2 separate regions of the Homo sapiens genome follow, and region 1 is linked to region 2. Evidence: chromatin contacts called from ENCODE Hi-C or POLR2A ChIA-PET data. All regions are on one chromosome and are shown on one strand. Each heading gives the region's core, a stretch centred on a gene start or an enhancer-like site at or near the end of the contact. The rest is flanking DNA. Distances are from core to core; before and after follow the strand shown.

Region 1 (4,605 bases), core at 768-3,267, 200 kb after region 2:
ACTGGGGCAGAAGGAGGCTCCAAGGGCTTCCCCTTCTAATCCCGGCATCATGAGTTCATTCACTGGTGCAACTCAGTAAACATTTCCTGGGCACCTACTCCAGAAATGAAAGGCATGGATGGGGCAGCCACCTAACAAGAGGCAAACACTATCGCCTGGTCTTTTTTTACTAATTAGAGCAGAACGCTTTTGTATCAAAATAACTGAATTATGAAACCAGCTGTGCAAAAATCCTAAGTGAGACACAAAGATTTTTCAGACTCATCAGTTGCTGTCACCATTCAAGAAAGCCATTGCCTTAGGGACCTTGCAGATTTCACCATGAAATAGGTAAATATGAACTCATCTCCACGTCTTTCCCACTGACGCAGTAGCCCGCGCTCCTGGCCCTAGAATGAAATACGACCCACGGATGCTGAGTGCCCCTGTCTGTGTACAGCCTGAGCGGAGCCACAAATACACTCTGTCTTCAGCAATCCATCTGAAATCAAGGAGAGAGGACCAAGATGTGGGAAATAATTAAACAAAGTGCAAAGAAAATAAACAGCAGGAGCAGCTTGGGCTAGCTGCGGGTGGTCATTCCAGAGGGCGTGCAGCCCTGGAGCTGGCAGAATGGGATTCAGAAGGATGGAGAAGGGCAGGAGGACTACACCATGGTGGAATGGCCAGGGCTGCTGAGGGGAGAGGGCCGCAGCTGAGGGAACAATGCCTTTGGCCTCCGCGTGGTGTGAAGGTGAGCATGGCCATGCAAGTGCTGCAACAGCAACAAATCCTGTGTCACTGCATTATTAAATAGTACTCATTTTCACTAACGGAGGAAAGAGGAACACACTGGTTAATTCCCTATGTTGTGTTCCAGGGAGCTGGGCACAGCTGGCATCATATCATCAGGAGACTCTCCACACATTCCAGGCACTTAGAGAAATGGGAAACGGCGCAGGGTGGGTGGAGAAAAGGAGAAACGAACATGTTCAAAGGATCCGCTCACTTTTCTATATCGCTAACAGGTCAAGCCATTTGTTTGAGCAGAGGCATTTTGGGGTCTATGATAAGCAGAGTGAGGGCCCGAGTTGAAGACAGTGGGAGACTGAGGGAGGAGAGGAAGGGCATCTTAAGGCAGGGGGCCCCCGGGCCAGGGCCCCCCAGGGAAAGCCTGGGCAGTGTGTGACTCGGCCTCTGAGCCGTCCACTGCGAGAGCCTCTCAGCTGAATCCTTGATATTTTGCAACACACGTAATATCATGGCCAATGGTCTGAGGGTGTGGGATTCACTCAAGCTGGGGGTGACTTCCACATTTGGGTGTGTGTAGAGGATGAGGACAGACTGGGAGCCAAGACCCCAGGAAGTCTGTCATGCAGGGAGCACAGGTGTGGGCACCTCGGCCCCTGAGGGTCCCTCCCGACATCTGGAGTATAAGGAACCCAGCATGAAACAAACCTCAGGAACCAGGGAGACCTTGGCCGCACTTGGGCCTTCAATACATGAATGTGGAAGAGCCTCGTACCATTCAATTATTACTCACATGAAGCAACTGCTGCGCTGTCGTTGCTGTTTTTGCTTGTACCTGTCCCGCCCCTCCCCCAGCAAAGTCAGTTAGAAGCAGACGCTGCTCAGTAACCAGTGGTACTTTCATTATTGATGGCTTGGTTTCATGCTATCTGTGATCTCCTTCCCTTTCTCTTTTTACTGATCTCACCGGTATTTGAAAATTGGTACACGATGTAGCTGACTACACCGTAGTCAATTTTTTGATTTCCCCATCCACCAAGAAACGCTCCCTTACGGGTCAAAAAGCAATTCCCCGGCTCTCTTCCCTTTTCCTGCGCACCGGCAGGCAGCCTTTCCTGCTGGTCCCAGTGCTTCTCGGAGGGCACCATCACGCGCCGCCCTGGCCTCGCCCACGCAGGGCTCTGGAACGGCCCTGTGGCTGAGGCCAAGGGCACCCCTCCAATGCCCACTGCCCTGCTGATATCCCCGACACCGCCCACCTCTCCACCTTCCACGCTGCTCCGCCCTCCTCCGCCACACACACTCCAAACCTGCAGTATTCTGAGAAACGCTGATTCACGTGTCAATGGGGGGTATAGGAAGAGAGATGAAGATAGTCAAGTTTCCATTCTCAAAATTCTCAAAATTCAAAGGAAAACACCATTGAGGTAGCTTATGATTATTGGCACCTTACAGACTGGGAAACTGAGGCTCCTTCTGCCAAGGACGAGGGGCAGGAGGAACCAAAGGTCTGCAGAGAAGACAGAAAGCTGCCAGCGCCTCTCCAGGGCCTTGATGGGGAGCTGGTGCTCGGCCCCAGCAGCCCTGGGGCAATCTCTAAAGCAGAGAAAGAGAGGTGCTTCATGAAGAGGTCTTGGGCTTTCTTTAGAATTCAGCCCTTCCCCTTTCTTCTTCCTAGGGGACTCCCAGCATAGTTTACCCTGGGAGCCCTGACTGTGTTGCAACGGGCTCAGGGTAGAGACCCGGTGACATGGAACCAGCCAGGCAGCAACCTATGCCTGCAAGTGAGTGTGGAGAAGAAGGAGGTGCAGGATCTGCCGCAAGGAGGGGCGCTCAGCATCAGTCTTGTGAAGTCATCAGTGTGCTCCGCTGTCCATGTAGCAGCAGTTACACCAGCCAAAGAGAGAAACAAAGTCAGGGCATGTGTACGTGCCCCGGTGCCCTTTTGGTTTCCGTTAGGCACCTTGCTCAATTTCCTGATAAACAAAACAGAGCCATCTGTGACTCTTCCAGCACACCTCCACTTTTAGGGAATTTTTAGGGATTTTAGGTCCCAGAGAGGAGAAACAGAACAGGGGAAGAAGTGCCCGATCGGTGTTAGGGGCCATGGTTCGAGGTCCTGCTTGTGTGACCTTCAGCAAGTTACCTTCCCTGTTTGCTTCCATTTCCACACCTGTGCAACAGGGCTGCGCTCTGTCTGAGAGACTAGAGGGTCACGTCGGATCATGAATAGCGTTTGGAACTGCTAAACACGCATTCAGTAATCTCATTTGTCAAGGATGGGAGCTCAGACCACAGGGCCTGTCTGAGACACAGCTGGGAAGTTTTTTTCTAGTTTCCCTTTTCTGAAAATCTGCTCCCACTCGGTGGTTTCTCCTGCCTACCACTGGCACCCAGCGTCTGGATATGTTGCCTACTGCACTGCCTACCAAGAACGCGTCAACGTTATCCCCATGTTGTGTGAGAGCAGGAAAAGAGGGTCTCCATCTTCGAGCTGAAGAGTCTTTCCCAGAGTGGATGTGCAGCCACCACCTGCCCAGGGGGTATTTTCCCAGAGCATCATTTCTACTCTACAAAGAATTTTAAATTTTGTGGGGTTTATTTTGTTTGTTTGTTTGTTTGTTTTTTGAGATGAAGTCTTGTTCTGTTGCCCAGGCTGGAGTGCAGTGGTGTGATCTCGGCTCACTGCAACCTCCGCCTACTGGGTTCAAGTGATTCTCCTGCCTCAGCCTCCCGAGTAGCTGGGATTAAAAGCATGGGCCATCAGGCCTGGCTAATTTTTGTATTTTCAGTAGAGACGGGGTTTCACCATGTTGCCCAGGCTGGTCTCGAACTCCTGGCCTCAGGTGATCTGCCTACCTTAGCCTCACAAAGTGCTGAGATTACAAGCATGAGCCACTGCACCTGGCCAAATTTTGTTTTTATATTTAAAAATACCTGGACATATGGCCAGGAGCAGTGGCTCATGCCTGTAATCCCAGCACTTTGGGATGCTGAGGCGGGTAGATCATTTGAGGTCAGGAGTTCAAGACCAGCCTGGGCAACATGGTGAAACCCCATCTCTACTGAAAATACAAAAATTAGCTGACTGTGATGGTGGGTGCCTGTAATCTCAGGTACTCAGGAGGCTGAGGCAGGAGAATCACTTAATCCGGGAGGTGGAGGTTGCAGTGAGCCAAAATCATGCCACTGCGTGATCTGTCCAGCCTGAGCGACAGAACAAAACTCTGTCTAAAAACAAAAACAAAAAACCTGGACATACCAGAAAATAAAATGCAGAGGTCATTAACATTTTTAGCTTTTCTTTTCTTTTTTTTTTTTAAGGAACCTTAAAGAAATGCTTGTGTTTAAGACAAACAGGCACTCCACATGATTCCCCTAAGCTCTGACGATGTTTATTTGGGTACAGCCTCCTCAGTTTATTTGCCTGGGGAGGAAACTAAGGCCCAGAGAAGTGAAGAGACTCTCCCTCCTCATGGCTCTGTCCTCTGCGAGGAAGAAGCATGGACGTTGCTGTCACTTTGTCTCCAACGCACCCTCAGTGCCTAGAACAGTGACTGGTACCACTCCCTGGCATCACTCACTAAGTGCAGGTTGAGTGTCCCTTATTTGAAATACTTGGAACCAGAAGTGTTTCAGATTTCAAATTTTTTTTGATTTTGGAATATTTGCAGAATTCATTCTGGCTGAGCATCCCTAATCTGATATCCAACATCCAAAACGCTCCAGTGAGTGCCTTCTTTAAGGGTCGTTTTGGTACTAAAACAGTTTTGGAGCATTTTGTATTTTTGGATTAGGGATGCTTAACCTGTATTTACTGAATAACTCAATTAATTTTAAGAGGCGAAAGGACCCATAAAGCCTCTGAGTTGCCTA
Region 2 (4,286 bases), core at 455-2,954:
TTTTTTTGTTTTTTTTTTGAGACAGAGTCTCACTCTGTCACCCAGGCTGGAGTGCAGTGGTGCAATCTCGGCTCACTGCAAGCTCTGACTCCTGGGTTCAAGTGACTCCCTTGCTTCAGCCTCCCGAGTAGCTGGGATTACAGGTGCGCACCACCACGCCCGGCTAATTTTTGTATTTTTAGTAGAGAGGGGGTTTCACCATGTTGGTCAGGCTGGTCTCGAACTCCTGACCACATGATCTGCCCGCCTCAGCCTCCCAAAGTGCCGGGATTACAGGCGTGAGCCACTGTGCCCGGCCGATCATCAACTTCTTAAATGCTGCTTATCAATGCCAAGTTTATTTAGTCATTTAGCAATTCCTGTTGTTAACAATGTATCAGTTATTATTTCAACAATCATATCAATTATTAAGTCAATCACTGGAGAGAACTCATGAGAAAACTCCTGAGTCTATGGGATTATATACTGGTTGGTTGGCTGGTCTTTGTTTTTAAAATCAAGAAGGGGGGTTGTATGTTCAAGATTAAACCATGTTTCATTTCAGTTCTCAATGAGAAATAGCATCAGAGCTAGAACATGATGAGAACTTTGATGTTAGGGGGTGTAACTTTTACCTGGTATTGCTCAGCATGCAAGCCCGTTAATAATGCTTGCAAGTATGTAGCAATGTGAAGTTTTCAAATTCAAAAGTCTTAAGGGTTCAAGATTCTGTTTCCCATGGCAAATTAATGCTTCATGTTATCTATGGAAACCTTTTCTCATAAAAAAGAAAACTCTAACCCTAATCCTAACCCTACCCTTTTAGTGTTACTTGCCACAGTTGAACCCATCTTGAGCTATGCTAGAGAACATTACGAGAGGGTCTGATTTGCTTGAATTCCTTGAAAGATTCAGCCTCTTTCAAATATCATATGCCCAATAATTAAATAATTTCTAAAATTCCAGAAATAAAAGAGGTGCTAGGACACAGCTGCAGAGACCTACAAAATGCCTCCAGGGAATGGATAGTTTCTCATTTGGGAAAAGCTTTTCCATTGAATGAAGATCCACTAGCTAGATAGCATTCTTACAGCAATCTTAACCTGGAGAATTTTAAAGGGCAACTTTAACCATCAATCTTTTTCAATCCCTATAAAATGGAAATACGACAACTTTCCTGAAAAATAAAAAAGATGGGGAAAGAGGCACCCTCCTTTGAGGCTGTCCTCCCTGGTTCTTTGATGAGCAGATCTCAAGTCTGGGAGGAGCACGTGAGTCCTCAGACTGTGCTGCTCGTTGGACCATGCTTCCTCCCTCACTAGTTTAAGGGTTACGCTTATTTTTCCAGGTCATTTGACATTTACTTTTCATTTGGGACTTTTCTAAATGAAACTCTGGCCTTTACAAAGAACAGGAAGCCACTATGGTAGGAGTGTAACTGAGGACTCACGTGAGCTGTGATGAGCTTTCTTTGCCTCTGAGGGTCTGGAAACTCCTCTCCAAAGCATAGAGTCACCTGGAATCTTGGCAGGGAGCGGCCGTGGTGAGCAAACGCTTGCAGCTCTGTAGAAGCCCACAAGAAAGAGACCATGTTCAGAAACCCTCATCACCGAACACACCAGGTTAAACAGGAAGCAAGAGCTTACTGTGATTCTGAACACTGCAAGAGGAATGAGCACTCTTACTCCGCTGAGTGGGGCTCTTGATGTGAACATCTCAGATACAAAATAGCATGTATGCATTCCTTTGGGTGCTTTCCCCCCAGGGCCCTCGGTCTCCCTCGATTCTTCAAGAGGAACTAGTCGACAGCTAAAGAACACTGCTTTGCAGCATTGGACCCACGAAGATTCAAAAGGTAGTAGACCACAGTGAAGTCGGGAGATAAAGAACAAGAAACGTAGTCACGCAATGGCAAAAGACCAATTTATGCCATGGACAAGTTTTCATTTAAAAAATCAGAATGTTTCGACATCCCAGGATCATTTTAAAACCTCATCCCCTCACTACAGAGCCCACATAATCCAGTATCTGTGCTACTGCGGACATCCACGTAACTCAGGCACCACAGAAAATATGTAACGTCAACGTGGTGACTGAGCACCAGCCATCGGCAGCTGAGTCCCACTGTCACTATGCCTGAACTGTGTAACTCTGAGTAGACTTCTTGCCTGTCTCCAGGGATGGAACAGTAACTTGACTTGAGAACAGGAGTGGGGCAGCCCCCCTGGCCTCCCGCTTGTGGATATACACATGTACATCCTGAAGCCACCACACCTACCCAAAAGATACAAAACGGACTGGAACATTGTTGGAAAGACAAGTGCCCATCCCCTGACTTTAGCCCATGCTCCCTCCCCTGTACACAAGACAAATCTTCTGCCTGTAGCTACAATAAAATGTCACGCCCGCAAAAGAAACGAGTTGACACAGGAGCCGCTACAGCTTCTGCAGAACAGACGCGTCCTTATCAGATACACACCCTCGGGCCGGGCCCTGGGGGCTGTCCCTAGTGCTGTGCAGACCTGAATAGGAAGATATCAAAGATCTCCACTGTTCTCTTCAACTGAACAGAAGTTTCTAGCTAACTTACAGGACTATTTGACTTCCTGCTTTTTTTTTTTTCCAGAATTCAAATCAAACCCAAATGACTTAGTCAGAATCTGTAAAATACATTCACACTGCCGTGATCTGAGACTACACCTACACAGGCTAATCAGAATGGCGAGTTGGCACAATTCTCTGAGAAAGCATGGCTCCAACCCTAGATAACATGAGAGTGTTTGGTGGGAATCCTTAATTATGCAGAAGCTGGTTGGCACAGCTGCAGTTTTTACGTTCACAGCATCCTCCTTGAACCTCAGTGAACACTTTGAGGTGAGAGGCTGCAGTGGGCAAAGAGCACAGCCCTTGGTTACAGAGGAAGGAATGAAAGCCAAGACCAGCTCTTGCTCACAGATTAATAGTAAGTTCTAGTCGCGCAAGTCTACAGCCCCAGGACACTCACAGGCGTCCACCCCCTGCCTGTGCTGTCTCTCACGCAGTGCACCTGTGACTCAATGTGCACCTTCCAGCTTAGTCACCACGGGGGCTCTACCTCCCTAAAAACGCCCAGCAAGAGGCACTCAGAAAAGCCAGTGCCAGTTCCTTGTGACACTTTCATTAGAAAGCCCTCACCTTGTGGTATCTTCTGAATCCACTGGCACCAAGGTCCAGAGTCTTCAGAAATCCAGGCCCAGTGGGCCTTAGCCTTCCTGGCCCATGTGAGCTCTTCCAGATCCCAAGGCAGACACAGGAGATGCTGACAGGGGAGGGGGGGTCCCCCCAGTTGCCCTTCAATTTCCTTGGTCCCCCATGAACACCATGCCCAACCCCAAGAAGGATGGGACCGCCCTGGCCAGGGCTTGGGGATGGTTCTGCCCTTAGAATGAGAGGTGTCCAGCCCCAGGTGACTTCCTCACTTGCCGCCGCCTCGGGGAACCAGCACAGTTCTCCCTCTTCCTATGGTCAGCCTCTGTGTGAGCTTAGTTATTTTTTTGTGGTGCGGGGGGCAATGGAGTCTCGCTCTGTCCTGCAAACTGCAGCACCGTGGTGCGATCTCAGCTCACTGCAACCTCCGCCTCCCACAGGTTCAAGCGATTCTTGTGCCTCATCCTCCTGAGTAGCTGGGATTACAGGCGCCCACCATCACGCCCAGCTAATTTTTGTATCTTTAGTAGAGACGGGGTTTTGCCATGTTGGCCAGGCTGGTCTTGAACTCCTGGCCTCAAGTGATCTGCCCACCTCAGCCTCCTAAAGTGCTGGGATTACAGGCATGGGCCACCACACCTGGCCTGAAGCTTAGTTATCTGGGGACATATTTGCTTTGGGCACCAAAAGAAAATCTGGATGAGCTTACAAAAACTTGGGTCACTTACACCCAGAAGTACGAGCACATGTCAACAGTGCCAGAGCACACAGACGTGTCATATTTTTATTTTAAATAAGTTGAATGAAGAAGCACATTCAAGAAAAGGGGAGGCACATGAGAAATCAAAGACACAGGAGTTTCTGAAGGGGCTCAGGAAGGGACAGGACTGGGAAAAGGCAGAGGAAGAGTTGGCGGTGGGGTGGCGAGTGGCGGGTAGAGCAGCTCCCTCCCACGCGGGAGGCTCCCTCCACCTGGACAGCCCCACAAAGCCAGTGAGGAAGCCCAGCATGACAGGGCGAGGGGCTTCACAGAAGCCAGCCAGAGGTTCGCTGAATTGTCATGAAATCCAAGGTAGAAAAACAAAACTCACTGGTTCTGAAAAATATGCTTAGAAATGTTC

What was found. Hi-C counts contacts between places; a loop is a spot of excess contacts on that map. ChIA-PET counts read pairs that join two places held with the same protein, here RNA polymerase II (POLR2A). Pooled maps may share reads with other maps.
Region 1: a map of heart right ventricle shows a loop between it and region 2 (2.3-fold over the local background). The contact joins two enhancer-like sites. A Hi-C loop is called at or near these places in 11 of 168 maps with a recorded cell type or tissue (B cell, CD14-positive monocyte, GM12878 and 6 more), 13 of 37 single-sample maps with no recorded cell type and 8 of 50 pooled maps. POLR2A ChIA-PET finds 5 or more read pairs at or near these places in 18 of 52 experiments (B cell, CD4-positive, alpha-beta memory T cell, GM10248 and 10 more).

The regions. Positions count from the first base shown.
Region 1 is chr6:206,988-211,592 of GRCh38, reverse strand. No RefSeq gene overlaps it. Among named protein-coding and RNA genes, the nearest start is that of LINC03066, 3.8 kb to the right of the region's middle. RefSeq lists enhancers at 1,322-1,521, 2,333-2,382. Within about 2 kb of position 2,017, at least 2 of the 41 ENCODE cell types and tissues checked have a DNase peak (open chromatin) inside an H3K27ac peak, as active enhancers do.
Region 2 is chr6:402,274-406,559 of GRCh38, reverse strand. It overlaps IRF4 (interferon regulatory factor 4), which reads right to left. Exons shown (of 9, transcript NM_002460.4): 8 at 1,430-1,542. Among named protein-coding and RNA genes, the nearest start is that of IRF4, 13 kb to the right of the region's middle. RefSeq lists an enhancer at 1,471-1,590. Within about 2 kb of position 1,704, at least 4 of the 41 ENCODE cell types and tissues checked have a DNase peak (open chromatin) inside an H3K27ac peak, as active enhancers do.